3 separate regions of the Homo sapiens genome follow, and regions 1 and 3 are each linked to region 2. Evidence: chromatin loops called from intact Hi-C (ENCODE). Cell type or tissue: heart left ventricle. All regions are shown on one strand. Region 1 has its middle 140 kb from the start of GPC1. Region 2 has its middle 65 kb from the start of GPC1. Region 3 has its middle 120 kb from the start of OTOS.

Evidence for each region. A loop is a pair of places that touch in the nucleus more often than their neighbours do. Peaks named below come from ENCODE experiments on the same cell type or tissue, not always from the same donor. Only the 100,000 strongest peaks of a DNase experiment are listed, where the experiment ranks them.
Region 1: a loop joins it to region 2, with 5 times the contacts of the local background. A loop is called at or near these places in 4 of 110 quality-filtered maps.
Region 3: it touches region 2 in a loop (2.0-fold over the local background); 19 of 110 quality-filtered maps call a loop at or near these places.

Annotation. Positions count from the first base shown.
Region 1 is chr2:240,294,318-240,302,317 of GRCh38, reverse strand. No RefSeq gene overlaps it. Among named protein-coding and RNA genes, the nearest start is that of GPC1, 140 kb to the left of the region's middle. In heart left ventricle, a CTCF peak has its summit at 4,845; DNase peaks (open chromatin) are centred at 2,922 and 4,977; H3K27ac peaks cover 270 bases.
Region 2 is chr2:240,366,606-240,374,605 of GRCh38, reverse strand. No RefSeq gene overlaps it. Among named protein-coding and RNA genes, the nearest start is that of GPC1, 65 kb to the left of the region's middle. RefSeq lists enhancers at 24-578, 4,087-4,976, 1,029-6,044. In heart left ventricle, a CTCF peak has its summit at 4,182; DNase peaks (open chromatin) are centred at 95, 4,335, 4,557, 5,705 and 1 weaker place; H3K27ac peaks cover 4,532 bases.
Region 3 is chr2:240,256,553-240,264,552 of GRCh38, reverse strand. No RefSeq gene overlaps it. Among named protein-coding and RNA genes, the nearest start is that of OTOS, 120 kb to the right of the region's middle. RefSeq lists enhancers at 3,815-6,613, 7,927-8,000. In heart left ventricle, a CTCF peak has its summit at 4,775; a DNase peak (open chromatin) is centred at 5,242; H3K27ac peaks cover 2,811 bases.

The DNA.
Region 1 (8,000 bases), 72 kb after region 2:
AACAAGGATGGTGGATCTGATCCACGGGATGCTGTACTCTCCTGGAACAAGGGTGGTGGAAGCAATTGGTCATTGCCAAGAGCATCAGGCTGGGCACCTGAATACCTAATGCGATGGCAGGACAGCTTACAAAATCAAGGGCATCAGAAACCCTGGACTGAGGATTTTCAGCCACAGATGGAAAGGCAACCTGTGAACGTCTTGCTCTCTGCTTGTGGTGCACACTTGATGCCTGGCCTTGGAGTATGGAGAGTGAGAGCCACTCTGTGTTGGCAGATCTCTTCTGCAGGTTTAGGGCTCAGGTTGGCCTCCCCTACTCTGCTGTGCACCATCTGACTTACCGAGGGTCTCCATCTCCTTCTCGTAGTCTCTGGCTTTGACAACCTTAGAAAACAGCTAACGAAGGAAGAGTCAGTGGTGACCAGGGGCTCCCTTTTGAATCAACTAATTGTGATAAAATATTTGACCTGGTTTCACTAAAATATGAGAAGACCGTTTTTATTCCCAAATGGTGGGCCCCAGCAGGTTCCTCCCCCTGGCCTGGCCCTAGCCCCCATTGCCCCCAGGACACAGTGAACACTCACAGCAGGCACACGGGCTGGCCACGATCCTGTCCCTGCTGGTGTCTCTGATTTCCTCATTCCTGCCCCCAGCTTACCCTCCTCCCTGGCATGCAGAGCCATACGTGGTCCTTTGAAGCTCTGTGGCCTCCGAAACTTCTTGTCCTTGGTAGGGGCTGTGCTCTGTACCCGGAGCCGCTTCTCTCCCTCCCCTAGCGGGTGTCCTGCACTCCCTCCTGTCGGAACTGTTAACGCTCAGCCGTCATCAGGTCCTCCCAGCCCCTGGGTTCCTGGAGGGCAGAGCCTGTGTCCAACTACCTTTGCCTTTCCAGCACCCACCCCAGTGCCTGGCACAGAGCAGGTGGCATGAAGTGAGTATTGGGTGGACATATGAATTACCAACAAAAAGAGAAGGGCAGTGGGAAAGGACGGGTTTTGTCCCAGGCTGGGGAACGTACTCATCAACCCTTGTGTGTGCTGGTAAATGTTGAACAACGGACTCTCAAAGAAAAAACAAAGTCCCCTATTTCTAGTGTTTGCTGATTCCCATGGTGTAAACACTCCTGGCATGGCTGACTTCAAGCTGATGATGCAGAGATGGGAAGAGGACAGTGGGCTCTCATGAGCTGGCACGAGCTGGCTCAGGCACACGCTGGCGCTGGGTCAGTCCCCTGTGCCAGGCCCTGGGGGCTGTTTCTCCATCTGTCGACTGTCCTTCGAATGAGGCCCCAGGGAGCTGTGAGTTCCAGGCCCAGGCATACTCCTTGTTCATGAAGTGGATAGGACCCTGAGCTGGAAAAGTCAGGGCAAGCAACTGAGATCGGCTCCCAGAGAGTCGGGAAATGGCCACAAGACCAAAAGCCATGGCTGCGAGGCTGTGTGCTTCAGAAAGTGGCCCTGAAGTGTCCATTCTGGTCTGAGACTGGATTCAGTGTTTCCAGCCAGACTGGTCTCCCGTTCTCCTGCTGTGGCCTGGGACAGGCCCAAGTGAGAACATCTTGTGCTGGACCACAAACTCAGCCTGAGCTCCGGATGGCTGGGAGGGGCCCCCAGCCCTTCCTCAGAAGGCTCTGGCTCACGTCACAGGCATGCTCTGCCTTTCCCGGTGCCCTCGGCACCCCCACCAGTGTCTGGGGCATCGTTTTTGTCTATCTCCCTTCCCCTGATCCCGAGGCCCAGACTCCCGCCTGGCCTGTCAGTCAAAGGCTCCCTGGCCAGGCAGGGTGCTGTTCTGATGCCTGAGGACCCACCGTGCAGCAGGAAAGGGCCGCTCACTCCCATCCAGACAATTGCCCAGGAATGCAGCTGGTGTTGGGCTCTGTGCTGGCTCTGGAGACTCAGCCAACACCTGCCTCCTGGGGGTCATGGTTTTGGGGTCTGGGAGCCTGCTTTCACAGTTTATGAGGCAGCTCACACACAGCCACCAGGTGCACGATTGCAGGAGTCAGAGGGAGACTGGGGAGCATGAGAATGACAAGGGTGCTGTCACAGGCCAGGGCCCAGAGTTAACTCGTCCCTGTTGAGTGGCAATCAGCATTTAATTTGCTTTGCCACCCGCCCCACTTCTCTCTCTCTCTCTCTCCTCTCTTTCTCTCTCTCTCTCTCTCTCACACACACACACACACACACACACACACTCACTTACTCTACCATTTTATTACTGCTGCCTGAGATGGTAGCTATGGATAAAGATAGAGCCCTCCACTCAGAAACACTTTTTGAGGCTGAAGTGAAAGAACTCCCACTTCAGAAATTACAGGGAATGTCTGTCTTCTAGGTGGAGACTGACCAGGCATTCGAGGCAGAGCCCCCATGTCTGCAAGGGCCGCCCTGTGGGACCCTTGTCTCCCAGCTGGAAGCCACCCACATCCTGCCTTGGGGAGAGCTGTCTGCAGGCTGGTGACGCGCATGAGCTGGCTTTAGGCTGGGATGGAGGCACACCCTTTGAACACACTTGGCCGGCGGGGAGCTCAGCAAAGGGACCACACTGTCTTGGTGTTTTTTCTAAACCTGAGTTCGGAACCCACTGCCCTCCTTCTTATTTTTGGAGGGGTGTGCATCCTAGCGCTGGTCCAGGAGATGAGTGGCCCAGAGCCGAGCCTGTCTGGTGGGAGGCCTGGGTGGGCCTGGCCACTGTGACGTGGCTTCAGCAGTGACAGTGATGGTCTCATTCAGGGGACCACAGAGTCAGCAGCACCCCCTGGAGGGAGAGGATGGGCTTTCTGCTGTCCCCCTGGAGAGAGGGTCATGGGGAGGAAAAGGCTCACGGTGCCCTGGGAGGGCACTGCCCAGTGGGCCAGCCTGAGGTGGGCCCTGACCTGGGTGTTTTCAGGGGTGCTGGAGTGGGAGGCAGGGGAGACACGAAGGGCCTGAGGAGGAGGCTGCCTGGACAGGTCTGGAAGGCATGTCTGGGTCCCCAGCTGATGAGGTCGAGGGAGCTCCACGCTGTGCCCCCTGTAGCACCATGCCTTGCCAAGGCCCTCATCAGCATCCAGGCAGGCTGAGGAGCCCGGAGGAGGCCAAGGGCAGAGGTGTGGCCAGGAGGTCACAGGTGCCAAGACATGCGGCCAAGGAAGGGACAAGGAAGCTGGGTGCAGCCCCTGCAGGAAATGCCCAGAAGGCCTGGACGGGGCAGCTCTGGGGACCGTTTCTGGACCTCAGACCAGCAGGGCCCATCCACAGGATTCCAGACCAAACAGGAAGTGTGTGTAGCCTGGTTCTGGGACCACAGCCTGTCAAGCGGAGGACACTGAAGAGCAGGCCACGGGCTGCACTCCTTGGACTCTTGTTTATGTTCCTTTTGCTCCTTAAATTAAAATTGGACACAGCCTGTGCAGAGGGTCACTTAGAATCACGCAGAGGCCACGTGCACACACGACCGTGTGCTTGCAAATGATCCTGCATGGGGGGCTTTGAGGCCCGGTTTGCCCCTTAGACAGTGCCAGTGCCTGGAATTTATATTTGTATTTCTATCTCTGTTATTTATGTTCATGTGCTCCCCCCAGCAAAGCTAAGACAGGAACTGGCCTTTTGAATCACATGGGCACCATCCTGACTTGACTTGGAATGTTCTAGAACAGGCCTGCCAACATGGAGACCGAGTCTCGGTAAGGGAGCTGCAATCAATGCTGCAGAGCACCTGTTTTTCTTCCAGGTCTCTGAGGTGAGCAGGGCTCGTGTTCCGACACTGCTTCATGGTGGGCGTTGTAGGCAAATCCCCTGAAAAGGTTTTTCTTTCAGAAAAAGAAAGACTTTATTCCATTGAGCAGTCTGCAAACCAGGGAGACGTAGCCTTTGGCATGAAACAAAAGTGTGTTCTGAGAGAAGAAAGAGAGGGGACGTCATTTATAAAGTTCCCACCCAGGTTCCCACTCTGGTCCACTATGAAAATGCGGGATACAAACTTGCTGAGCTCTGATTGGTTGGCACAGGCGACAGCCCATGGTTGGGTCCAGATGGATTTCCCAGGAGTGGTGGACAGGAACAGGCAGCTATGGAAGCCCCAGAGTGCTGTGAGTGTGGGGTTTTCTGGGAGCGCACAGTATGTGTGTGGCCTTTAGTCAGCAGATGGTCTCTTGGCTCTGTTTTGAAATTAGGCCCAGTTAGCCATGCGGGGTCCATCTTCAAGGACTGGCTCTTCCAGGGTTTCCTGTTTAAGAAGCTCTTTCTTCCTTTGTTCTCATCCTGCTGCAGGCTTTCCCCCAGGAAGAGAGCACCCGCAGAGAAGGTGTGGCCCCTCTCCCACTCCCAGCCCCTCCACGTCCATCACCCTGCAGACCTCACTGGCTTGGCAGCGCTCCTGCTTTCCCTGGGCAGTCATTGGCTTCTTCTGCCCCATGAAAGTCCTTGAGTCCGTCTACTCAGATCTGGCTCAGGCTCAGAACCACCCCAGAGAGACCCTTCCTGGAAGCTGGGCTAGGACCCCAGCCAGGAGCAGCCCTTCCCGAGAGACCCCGAGGCCAGGTCCATGCCTGCTGTCTGAGCACACTGTGGGCCCAGGCTGGGCACAGAGAAGGGGTAGCCTGCCAGGCCCCCATGTGGAGCAGGAGGAGCCCCTGAGAGAGAAGATGCTGCAGGGGTGGGTAACTCCCAAGGGGTGACTGGCAGTGGGAGCTGGGGAGGAATGAGCCCCGGCCTCATGGCTTTTGTGCCTGAGGACAGACACCCTTTCCTAGAGATGGGGGAGCACTGAGAAGCTCAGAGGAGCCTGTGCGGTAGGCAGGCTTCGACCCAGGCCTCCCTCCTGGTTCCCTGAAGACAGAGGGAGCCCTGGGGCCCAGTCTGCCAGCCCTGCTCAGGGCTCACAGTCAATCTGTTGAAAGGAGATTGAGCACCTGACTCAGAGAGTGGGCCGTCAGCACATGAGCAGCGAGGCTGTGGAAGGCTTGGCCTGAGGGGCAGATGCCAAGCCCGTGTCCTCGCTTGCTGTGTCCTGGGAGCCACTCACCGCCTCCTTGCTGGCTTAGCTTATGCTCCTGTGAGCCTGGAGGAGGGCGCCTGCGCGTCGGGTAGCAAGGGTGCCCACTGCTGCAGGGACACACACTTCTTAGTGATGGCGAAGCTGCCCCAAGGATGGCAGATGTTGCTTCATCCCACAGGAGGAGACAGGGAAGCTTGGCTGCAAGGGTGGGGTCCTGCTTGAAGCCCCCACCTCACCTGACATGCTCTGCAGAGATGGTGCTGGCACTGCCAGGTGCAGGGCAAGTGGGATCCATGCAGGAGGGGTCGTGGCCTCCAACTCCATCCAGCAGACCGTCCCCAACAGTGCACGCGTGAGACCCCGCCGGACAGGGAGCTGTCCCTTTGGGACAAGGCCACTCCTTTGGGAAGGGGGATCACCCACAAGCAGCTCTTTTGGGCTGGTCTGTGGCAAGGGAGAGAGGTGGATGGGAGGCAGGAGAGAGGCAGGTGGCCCCTCCTCAGCCCGGAGCCCCCCCGGTCCTCTGCACTGACACAGGGATGGTGCCAAAGGCAGGGCCTGGGCAGAGACGGGTGGCCCCAGAGCAAGACCCTCCCACTCTCGGGAGGGTGTGGTCTTCAGGGCAGCCCACCCAGCCCTCCTGGCCCTCCCTGCCCCAGCAGTGGGAACGGGCCCAGCGAGCTGGCAGCCACTTCTCATGAATATGCATTGGTGAGGCCTGCTCCTTTGTGGGCCCCTATGCTCACCCCCTCCACCCCCCACCCCCAGCACTTATCTCTGGCGGTGAATAGGGTGCTATTGTGGGCAGGGCTGCAGAATTTTAATGACTTGCAAAATATAGTTAATTATGTAAAAAGACATCTTCTGCACTTTTTCATGTAAATGAGACAAATTAATTGGTGTTCAGTAGTTTTGAGAGCACCCGGTCCCAGGAGGGGAGGAGGGGAGACCTTGATGGTTCTGAAGAGTAGGTGCTTGCCAGAAAGAAAGGTAAGAAAGGAGAAACAGAGAGGGGTAATTTCTGATCCATTTAGTTAATCCCATCACTAACCCCGCCCGGGTTTGTAACTCAAACCGTGAGAAAGCTCGGGCCTTGTGTTCTCGACGCTGCTGGGAGTCACCGAGCAGCTCAGGACCTCGGGTAGGGGGGCTGCCGGGAAAGGTGCTGGGGGTGGATCAGAACAGCCGGGGGCACTCTCTCCCTTCACCCCGCTGGACCCCAGCCAAGTTCCCAACAGTGGCCCTGAGGGTTGGCGACACTGCTGGCCACTGTGGGGGCTGGGGTGGGTGGTGTCTGCAGTGGTTCCAGGTGAGTCAGAACATTCGAGTCAAATAACATGCCACTTCAAAGGACTTCAATAGACAGTCTCCAAAGGAGACGCTCACACGGCCCATGAGCACAGGGAAAGCACTCAACATCATCGGTCAGCAGGGAAATGGGAATGAAAACTGTAATGAGATTCCGCTTCATCCACCGGGATGGTTGGAGTCAAAACCTCAGGAAGCAAGAGTCTCAAGGGTGTGGAGGAGCTGGAACCTGGGTGCGCTGCTGGTGGGAGTGCCAAACGGTGCAGCCGCTGTCAAGTTTGGTATTGTCTCCAAAGGTTAAACAGAGTTACCGGATCAATCGAACAACTTGTCCCTGGGCGTCCTGGGGGTCAGATTCCTCAAGTGTGATCAACACTGTGGGTCAGATTCAAACTTCCTATTTTTAGTGGTGTTATTTTTTAGAAGATTTTCATTCCACTTCTCCCAGGGGAGAAACATTTATGTCAAGATAGCCTGCAGCCTGGGATGGTCAGTGCCTCAGATCCGCCAGCCGCTGACTTCTTGGAGCCGTGTAATCTGCTGTCTATGGCTCCTGGATGTTCGTCACATCACCAGCCCCTATGGTGGATGGTAAGACGCCAACGCAGACACGGCTATTCCTGGAAGTGCGTTTGCTACAATTGTCAATCATCATGGATCTCGCTTCAAAAGGAGTCTTTTTTGGAAAAATCTGCTGTTTCATGTTATCTCTCGGTGTGCATGCTCAAAACATCCAGTCCGTTGGAACAGATGTGAAACACAATTCAAGGGCATGAGAGGTGTTCACGGTGAAGAGTTAGACTCATATGTGGCTGAATTTACCTGGTGTGATCGCTTTGGAAAGAATGCTTTCTATTCCCGGTTATTCCGCATATGTCAGAGCAATTTTCTGTTAACTAATATGATGTTTTGGCTTTTGGCTTTAGTAAGTTTTAGTAAAAACATCCAGGGACAAATTCTTCCATTGAATACCTCTGAGAGACACATTGTTCAATTGATCGGAATTACCACACGACCCAGGAATTCTACTTTTGGGTCTACAGCCCAAAGGATTGGAAACAGCGTTGGCAAGAGATATTTGCACCCCCTTGTTCATAGCACTGTTGGAAATCATCAAACGGTGGAGACAACCCACATGTCACTGGGTGCACGGAAAAACAAAACCTGGTGCATCCATGCAATAGGACATCAGCCACAAAAGAAGAAATTTGGACACAGGTCACAACGTGGGTGAACCTTGAAGACATGATGCCAAGTGAAATGGGCCAGTCATAAAAAGACACACACTGTAAGATGCCACTTACATGAGGTGCCTGGAGAAGTCAGATTCATAGAGACAGAAAGTAGAAGGGTTGTTGGCAGGGGGCTGGGGGGATGGGGACTGGGGAGTTCATGTTTAACAGGGGCAGAGCATTTGTTAGGAAATATGGAAAGGGTTTTAGGCACCGATAGTGGTGACGGCTGCACAACACTGAGTGCATTTAATGTCACTAAACTGTCCACTTGCAAATGGAATCATTCATTTTGAAAAATCTGCCCCTTATCGAGCATTTGCTGAGACCCTTGTCCAGGCCTGTGCCTGGCTGTGCAGTTGGGGAGGCAGGAGGAGGGAGTGAGGACGCCTTTGGCCTCCTCGTGTGACTGCCCCGTGGACAGCCCTGACTGGTCTCTGGCCCCTGCAGTGAAGGCACGAACAGCTTTGGTGCACGGCG
Region 2 (8,000 bases):
GGCCCCACCCCGAGGCCCAGGGATCCTGGAAGAGTGTCCTGTGAGTGTCCGAGGGCAGACTTGCCAGATGGATTCCTGCACTGGGGCTGGGAGGCGTTCCGAGTGCGGCTCTCCCTCAAATGACAGCTTGTGATAGCGAGGCCGGCTGCATCATTCCCCAGGAATTCCCCTTGGAACGCATGCTGGCTCCAGGCTGCTCCAGGCCCCAGGCTGGCATCAGACGACCTCGGGCCAGGCCTCCTCCCCATCCTCCTTCTCTGGTCCCTTGAGGAGGGGAGGACACTTCTTCCTGAGGGCTGCAGCTCCCACACAGGCACCAGAAGCTCAGAAGCTCAACTTGGTGACATCACTGGGGCCTGGCCATCCCTGAACTCATCCCTGCTGAGTGGGAAAGGGCGAGGGCCTCACAGCCATGTCCGCCTCTAAGCTGGGAGCCTCGGGAACCCCCAGGCCTGAGTCACAATGAGACCAGAAAGGCCAGGCAGGGTCAGCATGCCCAGCTTGCCCTGGTACCCCAGTCCACCTGGGTCCAGGGGTTGGGAGGGGAGGCCAGGAAGGGTCAGCACGTCCAGCTAGCCCCAGTACCCAGGCTCACTGAGGTCCAGGGTTTGGGAGGGGAGGCCAAGCAGGGTCAACACGTCCAGCTAGCCCTAGTACTCGGGTACTTCTCGCCCTCCCTCCTAGGAGCCTCAGCCTGGGCTACTTCCCAGACCCTTGTTTTTGATTCCTCATCTTGGTTCCAGCACCCCAGGGGCCCAGCCAGAGTCTGAGAATGAGTACTGTCCATCGAAGGGGCTACCACCCGTGCGTGTAAGAAATGGTGCAGCCTCTGAGTGCTGTGTCCCGGATTGTCACAGAGGCCGCGCACTCCAGCATCTGTGTCCAGGCCACCTTGTGTGTGTTTAAGAAACAGTGCAGGCTCCGTCCGAGTGCTGTGTCCCGGATTATCACAGAGGCCGTGCACCCCAGCACCCATGTCCTGGTCCCCACAGCACCTGCGCAGATGCTGGGCTCGGGCTGGTGGGCTTTGGTCTAAGGAGCCTGGAAAGCCCACAGGTCCAGAGACCTGAGCAGAGTGGTGGGCGGTAAAGGGGCCGGGGAAGCAGGTACAGACCCCTGCCGGCCCCCGAGACTCGGTCCGCTGAGGCTGCTGGGCTGGGACCTGCATTGGCCTAGAAGATCCAAGCTGAGGCAAGAAGCGTGGCCTGTCCATGGGGAGTATTATGGACTGAATGTTTGTGTTGCCCCAAAATTCTTTAGACAGGGTCTCCCTCTGTCGTCTAGGCTGGAGTACAGTGGCATAATCATGGCTCACTGCAGCCTCAAACTCCTGGGCTCCAGCGATCCTCCCACCTCAGCCTCCCAAAGCTCTGGGATGACAGGTGTGAGCCACCACGCCCAGCTCCCGAATTCTTATGTTGAAATCGAACCCCAATATGACGGTTTTAGGAGGTGGGGCTTTGGGCGGTGATGCGGTCACAAAGGCGCTGCTGTCATGAATGGGTCCCGTGACCTTGTAAGAAGAGGCCAGAGGGCTCCTTCCCCTTCCTTCTGCCGCTTTAAGGACGGAATGAGAAGTCGGAAATCCACAACTCAGAGGACAGCCCTCCCCAGACCCCGACCAGGCTGGCACCTTGATCTCCGGCCTCCAGCCTCTGGGCTGTGAGAAATAAACTCCTGATGTTTACAAGCCACGCAGTTCATGGGGTTTCCTTACAGCAGCCCCAACAGGAGTGGCCCTGGGGGGACCTCCACAGCCCACCCACCACTTCCCACCCTCCATGGCCCTGCCCTCCGTGCCCTGTCCTTCCCCATGCCCCTCCCCCCACCACAGCCCTGCTCCCTCCTTGCCGTGCTCATCCTCCACACCCATGCCCCTAACCACAGGCCTGCCCTCCTCTATGCCCCTTCACCCCTACCACAGTCCTGCCGTCTCCACACCCTGCTCCCTCCATGGCCTGGCCCCCCTCCACATCTTGCCCTCCATGACCTCCCCTCCTCCACACCCCTGCCCCTCAACTACAGCCCTGTCCTCCTCCGTGCTCCTTTTCCTGTCTACAGCCCTGCCCCCTCCATGCCCTGCCCCTCTGCCACGCCCCTCCCCCCACCACAGCCTGCTCTCGTTGCCCCCTCTTCCCATCCCTCCCACATCCCTCTCCCACCTGCCCCTCTCAGGGACTTGAGATTTCCTCCGCAAGAAACCTCTGTGGGGCTTCACCAGGCCTCTGCCCTACCCAGGCCTCAGGGTGGGTGCGCCTGGGACTTCAAAGGCCCAAGGAGGGCCCCAAACTGGCTCCTGCCCAGGCCCAGAGCACAGATCCTCCTTGTTCCCAGCCCAGGCCCTCCCCCAGCCCAGGCACACAGCGGTCTGGAGGAAACCCTCTGGTGGCCAGCCCAGGGGACCCCCACGCCCCAGCACCCCCACCAGGACCACTTCTGGGCTCCTCTGGGGTCCTGCAAGCTTGGCCCTGCCCAGGACCCTCTCAGGCTGGTGCTGGGCCAGTGTTCAAGGGTGGGTGAAGGGCAGAGAAGGGCACCTCTCTTATTTCTGGGGCAGTCATGGCTGCAGCAAGTTCCAGAAGCTTCTGCAGAGACTACCTGGTGAAGTCTCAGAAGACCCAGAGAGGCAGCCACCAACTCAGCCTAGAAACTCAGCTCAGACTGGCAGAGAGGGCAGCCCTAGCTTGGGGGCCCAGGCCAGCGGGGAAGACTCGGCCAGCCCCAGGCACGGCGGGCATCATCAGGACAAAATGCCAGGCTCCACGCCACCATCCAAAGTCCCAGAAACAGTGGCCAGCTGTCCAGGGCCCGCCACACCCGAGCCCACCTCGCCCTCACTGCTCTCCTGACTCCTGTCCTTCAACTCATTGGCCTGCTGTGGCTTCATTGTATCCCCAACAGGATGGATCCCAGAGCCCCGGGGCACCCGCCACTCAAGGCCAGCAGTGCTATGCCTCTGCGTCAGCCTCTGTATCTGCCTCTGCCTCCTCCCTGCCCCTCGGCAGCCTGCAGGGCCCCTTCCAGGGGAAGGCTGGATCCCAAGCAAGGGAAGGGAGCGCCTGTCTCTGCTCACACCCTGACCGGCTTGACATCAGAATAAGATTCAGGGTCCCCACGTGTGGCCATCCTCTGTCTGGTTCCCTCAGCGGCAGCCACACCAATGTCCTAGCTGTCCTCGGACCCCAAGCTGACCGCTGCTGCCCTGGGCCTTTGCCTCTGCTGCTAGCCTGTCGGGAGCACCTCCCCTGGTACACAAGGCTTCCTTGCCTGCTTCTCGTCCCTGGAAAGGCCATGGCCTCCCAGAGGCCCTCCCTGGTGTGGAACCGCCTTCCTCTGGTCATGTCCCCCACAGCATTTGGCTGAGCTGCAGGAATTTACTGTCTGTCCCTTAAGAGCTGTTTCTGATGCCGGGTCCCAGAAGATGCTTGTCCCCAGCTCCAACCCTTCCAGGGCAAGCCCCTCACCCTCTGTCAGCCATGGCGGGGCTTGGGGGCTGCAGGGAATACCCAGGGTCCTGTGGATGGTCCACGTGGCCCTGAAGCCTTTGCGGAGGAAACGTGAATTGCATCAGGAATGAAATGAAACGTTGTCACCCACTTCATTTTTCTTTTTTTGAGACAGGCTCTCACTCTGTCGCCCAGGCTGGAGTGCAGTGGTGCGATCTCGGCAACCTCTGCCTCCCGGGTTCAATCTCTTCTCCTGCCTCAGCCTCCTGAGTAGCTGGGATTACAGGCACACACCACCACGCCCGGCTGATTTTTGTGTTTTTGGCAGAGAAGGGGTTTCACCGTGTTGGCCAGGCTGGTCTCAAACTTCTGACCACAAGTGACCTGCCCGCCTCGGCCTCTCAAAGTGCTGGGATTATAGGCATGAGCCACTGTGCCTGGCTCACCCACTTCATTTTTCAATTGGATGTGGCGAATCTCTCCCGAGCCCAGCGTTGGGGCCCACAGGGCCACTGACTCCAGGAGAACAAGGGTCTCTGCCTTGTGTAGGTGGGGGTCATGCTGTCATTCCCCAACCCGTGGGGCAAATCTCCAGGGACTCTCAATGGGGAGACAGCACCCCCCACAGCTTGCAAAGTGGCCCAGGCCTGGTGAGGGCCGTGGCTGTCCCAGGGTCCATGGACAAGTCAGGGCGAGAAACACAGCAGCCTCCAGGCACCCGAGGGTGCTTCTGGGGCCTCAGGAGGAGCTGGGCTTTCTGCATGTGGGTGGCCCAGGGGCCCGTTACAGGCCCATCCCGCTGAGGGCAGCATTCCGGGTAGAGGCCCAGCAGGTGCGGCCACAGACAGCTGAGCCTTCCCGGGATGCTTGTGGCGTGAAGTCAGCTGCCCAACCCTGGCCACTGGCCGCACCCCAGGCTATTTTTGGATCCTGCAGCTCAGAGCCTGCCTTGCTGCTCCCGCCCCTGGAGCTCCTGGAAGTCTGGTCAGGAGTGTGGACAATGCCCCTCTTGTCATACATCTGCCCCTTCCCCACAGCCCCCACCGCAGGGCCACCCTCCTCCCCCAGACACAGCTGGTCCTGGCTGGGCTGGGGTGGGCTGCCTGGCTGAGAGGAGGCTGGCCTTGGACCGGGACCCTGGCATCACGGCAAAGCTGGAGACTCAGGGAGTCCAGGAGGCGAGAGGCTGCCAGGGTTGTCCTGGGCCGTGTCTGTGTCAGCTCGTGTCCCTCCAGGATAAGTGATCTTGGGCAAGGCACACCTCTCTCTGGCAGAGAGGGCTCTGGAAGGTTTTCCCAGGGTCCTCCTCCCTCAAGTCCTCCCATGCCCTGAGGCTGGTCCCTGAGGTTGTTGGTCGGGGACTCCAGTCCTTGCTGCTCAGAAAAGCATGCCCAGTGTCCCTCGCCCTGCCCAGTGTACGTCCAAGGCTGCTGAAAGAATGGAGAAGGCTTCCTTTACTTCTGCCTTCATTCCTTGGACAGATATTAAAACCTGCTGTGTCCAGGCCCTGACTGGGCACAGTGTTGGTAAATCAGGTCTGGTTCCAACTTCAAACAGGCAGCCCTGACCTTGGTGCAGGCAGCCCTGACCTGCAGGCATGTGGTCCCCCGACCTTAGATAGGATGCCCCCGACCTTGGACTGGGTACCGGTGACCTTGGAGCAGGCAGCCCTGACCTGGAGGCATGCAGCTCTCTGCAGAACCAGATGTGGGTGGGGGGGCGGGTGGGGGGGCCATAGTCACTCAGGGCTTGGGGATGGCTGCTCTTTGTTGGGCTGAGTGTAGGGAGGTGGGTTCCCAGCTTCAGGACCAGGTGAATGGGGGATGCAAGCGTGGGTGGGGCAGGTGAAGCAGGAAGGGCAGGTGGGGACAGGTCAGATGACTCTTAGCATCACGGCGGTGGGACCCGCTGTGGTGTTCTGAGCAGACACGAGACAGAAGCTGCCTTCAGGAAGTTTGGTTGCACAGACAAGGGTCAGGAGACTTTAATTTGTGCAGATGAGGTGCCCTGAGGGCATTTAGCAGCTGCTGGAAAGGAGGTGTGGGAGGGCTTATTAGGGAGACATTTAACCCCCACACGGTCGATCAATCGTGAGCCACCTGTGCCTGGATCCTACCTGTCAGAGACGCCTGAGTGGCCCCACGTTCCAGCCTAGGTCCGGGAGACACCTGACACCAGGAGTTGGCCCCAAGACAATGCTGAGAGCAGCTCAGACTCTGCCCGTGGAGTGGCCTGACCCTGGGCACAAGGTGATGGGCCTTGCCAGGCACGGAGCCAGAGAGCAGCCAGGGTTGCCTGTGCCCAGCCTGTTGTGCAATGCAGTGGGGGACAGAGAATGCTCGCTGCAGGGGAAACAGGCCTGTCCTCTCGTGCCCCCAGGCTCTGCCCTGGGTGCCCCTGAGCTTACTCTGTCCCCAGGCTCTGCCCTGGGCACCCCTGAGCTCACCCCACCCCTCCAGGCTCTGCCTGTCTTGGCTGTTTGTCTTGGTATAACAAAATTACCATAGACCTGGTGGTGTAGAAACAAGAGAAATGTATCTCTCACAGTTTGGAAGTCGCGAAGTCCAAGATGAAGGTGCTGGAAGACTGTGTCTGGTGAGGGCCGCTTTCCATAGACAGTGCCTTCTCGCTGGGTGCTCCCTCTGTGGAAGGGGCGGCCTCTTTTCTAAGGGCACCAGTCCCATTCACGGGCCTCCACTCTCACAACCTAATCACCTCCTAAAGGCCTCACCTCTGAATATTACTGCACTGGGGGACAGGTCAACATGTGCATTTTGGGGGAACACACATATTTAGATCAAGCTTGTCCAACCCGAGGCCCGTGGGCCCCATGTGGCCCAGGGTGGTTTTGAATTCGACCCAACACAAATTCATAAACTTTCTTAAAACATTATGAGTTGTTTCGTGATTTTTTTTGTTTGCTTTAGCTCGTCAGCCATCGTTAGTGTTAGTGTATTTTATGTGTGGCCCAAGACAATTCTTCTTCTAATGTGGTCCAAGCCCAGGGAAGCCAAAAGGTTGGACAACTCCTGATTTCGACCATCACACCTCCGTAACAGCCAACCCCTGAGGTCCAGCCTAGGGGTGGCTCTGGGAGTTGGTGGCCGGAGGTCCACACAGTCTCAGTCCCACTCAGGCCCCCGAGCAGCTTGTAGGGGCTGTGCCCAGCTGGGCCCCTTCCAGCTGGGCCTCCAGGTGCGGCCACACCCATGTTTCTAGGGAGGCATGGGGACACAGCGGTGGCTCTCCACTCTAGCAAGGAGCCTCGTGCAGCACCCGTGCCCAGCAGGATCCTCTGGCTGCAGAAACAGCAAGGGACTCCCCTCCCTGCGTAAGAAGAGGCGTCCGCGGGACCCAGGCCGGATGCCCGTGGAGAGGGAGGAGCCAAGCCGGTGTGGGGCTCCGCAGTGGAAAGCAGTGGGAGCCTCCCATGGGTTCTCTGCTGGGCTGCATCACCCCAACCCTCTCAGGAGGGGAAGCCCTGAGCCCCCCTTGAGGGTTGATTGTGCCCCACAGCAGATGTCAGGGGCTGTGACCAAAAGGATGCCTGGGCCAGGTAGAGAAACCTGGGAGATGGCCCCGTCTGAGGCACAGCGCACGGTGTCTTCATCCTCCTGTGTGGACTCTCTGGGTTCATGGAGGAGCCCTGACTTAGGGCTGGGGTTAAATGTGCCCCCCAACCCCTCCCTTCACCCCTGCTCAGCTGAGTCCCCTCTTCTTGGCCTTGCATGGCAGCTGGGCCAGGGCTGAGGCTTTTGGGCCTTTTGGGTGATTGAACATCCAGCCAACATTAACGCTTCACTTCCAGTCCCGCAAAACACCCATCGCTTTCCCTCCTTGCAGCACAGGGAGAGCAGCATCCCCACTGCTGGGGAGTGTGCTTGTGTGTGCATTTATGTGTGCATGTGCATGTGCATTCGTGTGTGTGTGCATTTGCATGTGCTTGTGTGCCTTCATGTGTGTGCATTTGCGTGTGTGCATTTGCATGTGTGCGTGTGTGCATTCGCGTGTGCGTTCACATGTGTGTATTCGTGTGTGCATGTGCGTGTGCCTTCGTGTGTGTGCATTTGCATGTGCATGTGCGTGTGTGCATTCGTGTGTGTGCATTTGCATGTGCATGTGTGTATTCGTGTGTGCATTCACATTGTGTGCATGTGCATGTGTATATTCGTGTGTGCGTTCACGTGTGTGTATTCACGTGTGCATGTGCGTGTGTGCATTTGTGCGTGCATTCATGTGTGCATGTGCGTGTGCATGTATGCAGGTGCATGTGCGTGCATGCTGGGGTGGTTTCTGGCCTCAAGACATCCCCGCTCCCCCCTCTTCAAGGCTCAGCCCCTCTGGACGGCTGTGTGTGGGAAACGGGTGGTGGTCTTCACTCTCCCCAGGCCCCTCTGCCGACAAAGTCTCCTTCAGTCCTGCCAGGGCTCCCGTCACTGCCTGGTCCCTCTCCATGGAGTGTCAGCTAGCCTTCCAGATGATCCCTGCGGCCTCTGGGTGGGGGTGTCCCTGAAGGCCAACCCAGGCTCTCCAGGGTCTTCCCCTGCCCGACAT
Region 3 (8,000 bases), 110 kb after region 2:
TACTAATCAATAACAAAAGTGAACACCATTAGAAATCATTAGAAATCATAAGTCAGAAGGGCATACAATGAAATGCACAATGATATAGCTTTTCACACCCACTAGATGGTTAAAAAATTTTTAAAAAGACTGACAACACTTAATACTGGTGAGAATATAAACAATGAGAATTCTTGAACATGCTTGGTGGGGTTTTAAAATTGTACAGCCACTTTGGAACACTGCTTGGTCATTTCTTATTAAGTTAAATATACATCTTTCCTGTGACCCAGTAATTCTTCTAGATACTTACCCTAGAGAAATGAAAATACATATCCCCCAAAATACTTAAATGTTTATAGCAGCTTCACTGATAATAGATAAAAACTGGAAAACAAGTCACATGACCTACAACAGAAAATTGGATAAACAAAGTGATGGTATAGTCACACCATGAAATACTGCTTGGTAATGAAAGGGAACATGTGACAACATGGAGGAATCTCAAAAATACTATGTTAAGTGAAAGTGATACTGGGCAGGTGTGTTAGTCCATTCTCACACTGCTATAAAGAACTACCTGAGACTGGGTAACTTATGAAGAAAAGAGGTTGAATTGACTCACAGTTCCATGGGCTGTACAGGAAGCAAGACTGGGAGGCCTCAGGAAACTTACTGTCATGGTGGAAGGCAACAGGGAAGCAAACGCATCTTACATGGCAGAGCAGGAGAGAGAGAGAGCAAAGAGGGAAGTGCCACACACTTTTAAACCATCAGATCTCGTGACAAGTCACTCACTATCATGAGAATAGTAAGGGAGAAGTCCACCCCCATGATTCAGTCACCTCCTACCAGCCTCCTACCCCAACACATGGGGATTACAATTCGACATGAGATTTGGGTAGGGACCCAGAACCAAATCATATCATTCTGCCTGTGGCCACTCCCAAATATCATGTCCATCTCACATTTCAAAATCAGTCATGCTTTCCAACAGTCCCCTAAAGTCTTAATTTATTCCAGCACTAACTCAAAATCCAAGTCCAAAGTATCATCTGAGACAAGGCAAGTCCCTTCTGCCTAGTAGCCTGTAAAATCAAAAACAAGTTAATTACTTCCAATATACAATGGGATTACAGACATTGGGTAAATGCTCCTATTCCAAAAGGGATAAATGGGCCAAAACAAATGGGCTACAGGCCCCCTGCAAATCTGAAGTCCAGCAGGGCAGTCATTAAATCTTAAAGTTCCAAAATGATCTCCTTTGACTCTATGTCTCACATCCAGGCCACACTGATGCAAGAAATGGGTTCCCAAGGCCTTGGGGAGCTCTACCCCTGTGGCTCTGAAGGGTACAGGCTTCATGGCTACTTTCACAGGCAGACATTGCATGCCTGCAGCTTTTGCAAGCACATGATGCAAGGTGTCAGTGGATCTAGCATTCTGGGGTCTGGAGGACAATGGCCCTCTTCTCACAGCTCCATTAGGTAGGGCTCCAGTTGAGACTCTGTATGGGTTCCAATCCCACATTTCCCCTCTGCACTGCCCTAGTAGAGGTTCTCCATGAGGGCCCTGCCCCTGCAGCAGAATTCTGCCTGGACATCCAGGCATTTCCATATATCCTCTGAAATCTAGGTGGAGGTTCCCAAAGCTCAATTCTTGTTTTCTGTGCACCTGCATGCCCAAAACAACATGGAAGCCACCAAGGCCTGGGGCTTGCACCCTCTGAAGCAGTGGCTTGAGCTGTACCTTGGCCCCTTTTAGCCATGGCTGGAGCTGGAGTGGCTGGGGCTCGAGGAACCATGTCCCAAGGTTGCACAGAACAGTGGGGTCCTTGACCTAGCCCACAGAACCATTTTTCCCTCCTAGACCTCCAGGCCTGTGATGGGAGGGGCAGCCACAAAAATTTCTGAAATGCCCTGGAGACATTTTCCCCATTGTCTTGGCTATTAACATTTGGCTGCTTGTTGCTTATGGAAATTCTGCAACAGCTTGAATTTCTCCCCAGTAAATGAATTTTTCTTTTCAACCACACGGTCAGGCTGCAAATTTTCTAAACTTGTATGCTCTGCTTCCCTTTTAAATATAAGTTCCAACTTCAGATCATCTCTTTCTTCACACATATGAGCATACACTTCTAGAAACAGCCAGGTTACCTTTTGAATGCTTTGCTGCTTAGAAATTTCTTCCTCCAGTTGCCCTAAATCCTCTCTTTCAAGTTTATAGTTCCAAAGATCTCTAGGGCAGGGGCAAGATGCCACCAGTCTCTTTGCTAAAGCATAGCAAGAGTGACCTTTACTCCAGTTCCCAATAAGTTCCTCATCTCCATCTGAGACCACCTCTGCCTGGACTTCATTGTCTGTATCACTATCAGTATTTGGGTTAAAAACATTCAACAAGTCTGTAGGAAGTTTTGAACTTGCCCTAATCTTCGTATCTTCTTCTGAGCCCCCCAAACTGTTTCAACCTCTGCCCATTACCCAGTTCCAACATTACTGCCACATTTTCAGGTATCTTTATAGCAGTGCCCCACCTTCCTGGTATAAATTTTCTGTATTAATTCATTCTCACCTGGCTATAAAGAATTACCTGAGCCTGGGTATTTATGAAGGAAAGAGTTTTAATTGACTCACAGTTCTGCATGGCTGGGGAGGCCTCAGGAAACTTACAATCATGGCAGAAGGTGAAGAGGAAGCAAGGGATGTCTTAAATCATGGCAGAAGAGAGAGAGAATGAAGGGGGAAGCACCACACACTTCTAAACCATCAGATCTCACAAGTACTCACTCACTATCATGAGAACAGCAAGGGGAAGTCTGCCCCCCACGATCCAGTTACTTCCCATCAGGTCCCTCCCTGAAGACATGGGGATTACAATTAGAACTGAGACTTGAGTGGGGACACAAAGCCAAACCATATCAGCAGGTGAGCTACAAAATTGGGGCTTAGCCTGAGAGTGTTCTTGGCTTTGCCCAGGAAAGAATTCAAGGGTGAGCCAGTGGTGTTAGACAGCAAATGTTACTGAAGCGGCGGTGCAAGGCAGTAGCAGATGTGCTGCTCCTTTCAAAGCAGGGCTAGCCCAACAGGCAGTGTGCCCAGAGTAGTAGCTCAGGGGCAGTTCTGCCATCATATTTATACTCACTTTTATTTACATGCAAATTAACGGTGGATTATGCGGAAATTTCTAGAAAAAGGCTGGTGACTTCCAGGTTGTCAGGTCATCACCATGGAAAGAGGTGATGACTTCTGGTTGTTGCCATGACAATGGTAAAGTGACATGGCACTGGTGGGCCTGTCTTATAGAAAGGTGCTTTTGCCTCTTCCCTGTTTCATCCAGTCTTCAATCTGGTACACAGCTCAAGTGCCACTTCCAGAGTCAAGTCCCAACTCCTACCTCAAAAGCAGCCAAACAGAAAACAATCCTCTCTATGTAATTCTATTTATATGAAGTCCAAGAAAAGGCAAAACTCATAGATGCTGACAGAAATTAGGAAAAGTTTTGGGTGTAGGGGTGGAGATTGACTGGAATTTGACTGGAATTGGGCAGGAGAGAACTTTATGGAGCCCTGGAAATGCTCTGTCTTGATTGTGCTGCTGGCCCTGGGGATATAAAGTTACCAAGACTCATCAGATTGTGCCTTTGAGCATGTGTGCATTCTGTCCTATGTAAAATTTCCTTCCAAACAAGTGGTAATAACGAGGTCACCTGTATGTCCACAGTCTTGTAACTTGATCCAGTCACACAAGGCCTACTGGGATTTTCATGCGGGTCACAGCACCATAGACATACTCCACGGAATCATGTTAGCAGGTGCTCAGTGCCCAATCCAGGGTCTGGATTTGCTGCCGTTTATGTAACTCACCCCAAGGAAGCTTTGGAGAACAGAGAGGGAGCTGCCTCTTCCACAAAGTTCAAAAGGACCCTTCACTCTGCCTCTCCACATTCACGTTCACAGCGGTGAAAAATACCACACAGACCCTGGGCCATCTTCCTGTTTAATGGGGTCTTGAACGACACCTGACGTGAAGAGCCTATTGTGCCCAGCACCCTGATTTATTAGGCGGAAGCTGCAGGCCACCACTGGCCACACTTTGATCAAAAGAAGACAAAAGGAGGAGGTGCCCAGAGACAATCCCAGGTCAGGCTTCACTGTGATGAGCAGAGGGAGCCCTTGCAGGCAAACTCTTTGCAGGAATTCATCTCCAGGCAGCTGGCTCCACAGTGCCCAGACATGGTCACAGTTACTCCTCCAGAGGGCTCTGTGACCCCCAGCATGGGCCTTGGTGGGGAGAGCTCAGCTGTATCATGTGGGCTCAGTCCTTGGAATCAGGAACCAGCCTGATGACCCTCCAGGCAGGGAATTGACAGCTGAGGCCTGCAGATCACCTCTCTGGGACGTCACCCAGGGTCATCCCAGGTGGCCATGTGGCCTTCCCAGCTACGCCCAGCCTGGCAAGGTGCACCTACTCCAGGCTGCCATGTGAGAAAGGGGACAATGTCGTAGCGGTGTGGCAGGCCACCTGCCTTCTGCTGGGGCTCCGAGGTTTCCAACAAGCCTAGTGTGCGGTGAGCAGTGTGGGGATGGCTGCCTGGGTCACTGCTGGTCACAGGAGGCCAGGGCTGGCCCTGCAGGCCACAGCACCCCTCATGGGCATTCTCTTCGTCCTTGTTGACCTTTCTAAGCTCTGCCCCTCCTCTGAGTGCTCATTTCTGTGCTAAAATTATCTGGCAAATTCACTTCCACTCAGGCCTCAGAGGAAAGACGTGCAGCTCCTCCAGCAGGAGGGGCAACAGCCTGGGGTTTCCGGAAATCCAGGCTCCTGGCCTCTGACATGGGAGGGTGCCTCCAAGGGCTCTGGGCCTCGGAGTAGGTGACGTTGCACAAAGAAGTGAGATCCTAGCTGGGCTGCGAAAAACTTCCCATGGGATGTCCAGCTCAGGCCAGGAAGTCCTAGAGGGGTCCTGGAGGAATTGTGGGAGGGGCAGACTCAGGCGTGCAGACCACAGAGAGGTGAGAGGTGGGGGGTATTCTTGGCCTGGTTGAAGCCCCTCCCTGACGCCACTCTTATCTCAAGCTGGGGCTGAGGTAGGGGGCTGCGCAGCCCCAGGGCGCAGAGCCAGCTGTGTGGCTGCCTCAGTCCTTCAGCAGTGGAGATAAGTCACAGCGGCTGTTTCTGTTGTGTTGTCAGAGAGCAAAAATAGACTGTGTCTCCCTTTCCCAGAAGGGCCCTGGCATGGGCCTGGGCCAGGCTGCTGTCTGCCCTTGGCCTTGAGAAGAACGATGCCTGGCCGAGCGGTCAAGAGCATGAGTGGAGTTTGCCCGCTCCCCGCCTCCTCTTGCTCGTGGGGGAAACAAAAGCCTGGCTGGGGAAGGGCTCACTAGGCCTGCCCCTTCCATTCTCCCTCAGGGCCTCAGGCTGTGAGGGCGGTGGGGACCCCTGTACTCCACATCCAGCTCCATGGGGCCTCAAAGGTGGGGCTCCCTGGGAGTGCTGGGCTGAAGAGCCCTAGGACCCTGAACCAGACCCAGGGCAGGGTGGTCTGTGCTGCAGGGCTCGGGCAGGAGAGTGAACCCACACACACTCAGCCGCCTCCCAGAGCTCTCAGGGACACACAGTCAGCCGGCGATCAGCCTAGGGGAGCAGGTCTGTGAGGATGGGTGGGCTCCCTCGGGGAAGAGCAGCAGGGGCTCCCAGGGGCTCTTAGGGCGCCCTTGGGTGAGGGTGTCAGCCCTTTGACCTGCGAGCTCCAAGTGGAACTTGGCTGGAGCTGTTTCCATGGCCTAGGCGGACCCCCAGTCTAGCTAGCCAGGGTGAGGGAGGGTACCGGCCACACTGTCCAGCCCCCAAGTTCCGTTCCAGCTTCCACTGGATGAGATGGGGCACTGCACTGCACAGGGGCCACCCTCTCTGGACCAGATAGGGGACCCCGATGAACCTCTCAAGTGGAGGGACAAGGAGATAGAGCGGCTTGCTCTGCAGGGTACCACTCTGCCGTCTCCGTCTCTGAGCTGGAGCTGCTGTGGGCTGTCTCTCCCCAGGCCGGTGTGGACCCTGGTGCCTCCTTTATGGTATAGGGCGCTGTGAGTTGGGCAGAGCGGGCATCTTCCTGACCCAGGGCATGAGGGCTGCCCAGTGGGGGTGAGTGGGACTGCAGCTGAGCTGGGGTTTGGGTTCCCAACAGTGAGGGTCCCTGGTAGGATCGGGCGCTCCCTGTCCATATGGAAAGCAGACACAGTGCTCTGTCACCCAACAGGTGAGCTCTGTAGAGTGTCGGGGAGGCCAGCTGGGGCCTAGTGCATGGTGGTGTCACACACGCTGGTCTCCACCCGTTGGCACAGGGACCGGCCACCTCCCAAGCCCTGCTCCAGGTTCCTGACTCAAGCCCCTGGAGGAGGCCTGTGAGGAGACGGTCAGGGCCTCAGGGTCCCTGAGAGCCTGGAGCTCTGGAATCCGGAAGGCTGCTCCTTCACGTTCACCTGGCAGGGGCCAAGGCTGCTGTGAAGCTGAGGGTTTGGGGAATCAGCCTCCACTTCGGGCTGCGAATCCCTCGGCTCCTTCCCGCTCCTGGCTCTCCGCCGCCCCCGGCACCCCCATGTGTTTATGCCCCACTTATCTCCCGCAGCACATTTCGGAGGTGGATGTAAAGAAAATTCTGATCTTTTAAAATAGATTTCACAGGGGAGGTGGAAAGCGGGAAGGAAGGGATGAGTTTGTCTTGCGTTTGTTTTTAAAATAGGCCAGTGTGAGCCTGGTGTTTACGGTCGGCTGATGATGTCGCCACATCGTCCGTTCCAGCCCCCAGGACAGTCATTTCTGCTGAGCCCACGCACCATTTCTTGGCTTTTTGGTTCTCAAACCCAGGGCTGCGTGGTCTCACGATATTTGTGGTTGTGTGTGTGCGCACACGCGTGTGTTTATGTGTGTGCGTGTGTGTGCACGCGTGTGGAGGTGGGTGAGCTGGGAACGAAGCCTGCGGGGAAGCTGGGTGGACGGCACCACCCGCGTCACCCTCTATCCTGTGTGTGCTCACACGTGAGTGACAGGAAGTAGCTGGGCCTACAAATACTTGCCCTGGGTGGCTGTGGCTGGAGATGATTGGCCGGGGCTGGTCAGCATCTTAGGGGGCCACACCGCTCCGTCCAATGCGGGCCGAGTGGTCTTTGCGCACATGCAGCACTCAGGAAATCCGCACCCTGACCTGCAGCTGCATCGATTCATGAGGTCACTGAGGGGCGGCAGTTGGGCTGGAGGCTCTCGTGGGGGAATCCCATTTTGGCAGCTGGGTTTTCCTTCCTCTGGGCACCCCGAACTTGTATGGTCACTAAGCCCTGACCTGCTGCCTGCAGCACCAGGACATCACCCATGGACATTGTGGGGCCTGGTGCAGCTCTCCTGAGCACCAGGCTCCTGGCACAGGGGGCTCCTGGCCACCCAGAGCAGCAAGACCTTCCATGAGCTGCTCCCCATCGGGGACCAGTGAGCAGTGGGACCTCCCATGTGCTGCTCCACCATCGGGAGCCAGTGAGACAGCAATCTGATGACAGACTCACCTCCTGGATCCAGCTGTGCCTGAAACCCATCTACCCCTTACATTTTCTGATTCCATAAACTAGTCAACTGTCACATTGTAAGTTTTGAAACAGATGTTAGTCACTTGCACAGGCATGAATCCTGACCACCGAGCCATGGATTTGCCACAGGGGCTAGACTTGGAGCAACGGTGACCAGCAATGGTGGAGCAGGACGTGGAAGATCCTGCTGCTCACTGTCGCCCCTGATGGTGGAGCAGCACATGGAGGATCCCACTGCTCACTGTTGCTCCGAGGGTGGAGCAGCTCATGGAGGGTCTCCAAAGAGGCTGTCTCCATCTGCCTGTCTATCTCTGCTCTGCTTCCCCTTGGGTAGCTTCATTCTTGGGCACGCTGTCTCTCCAGGTAGACATGATGGCCATAAGAAGCTCCAGGCATAGAGCAACTCTCTATTTTCAATAACCTTCCAAGACTCTCAGGAATCAGAGTG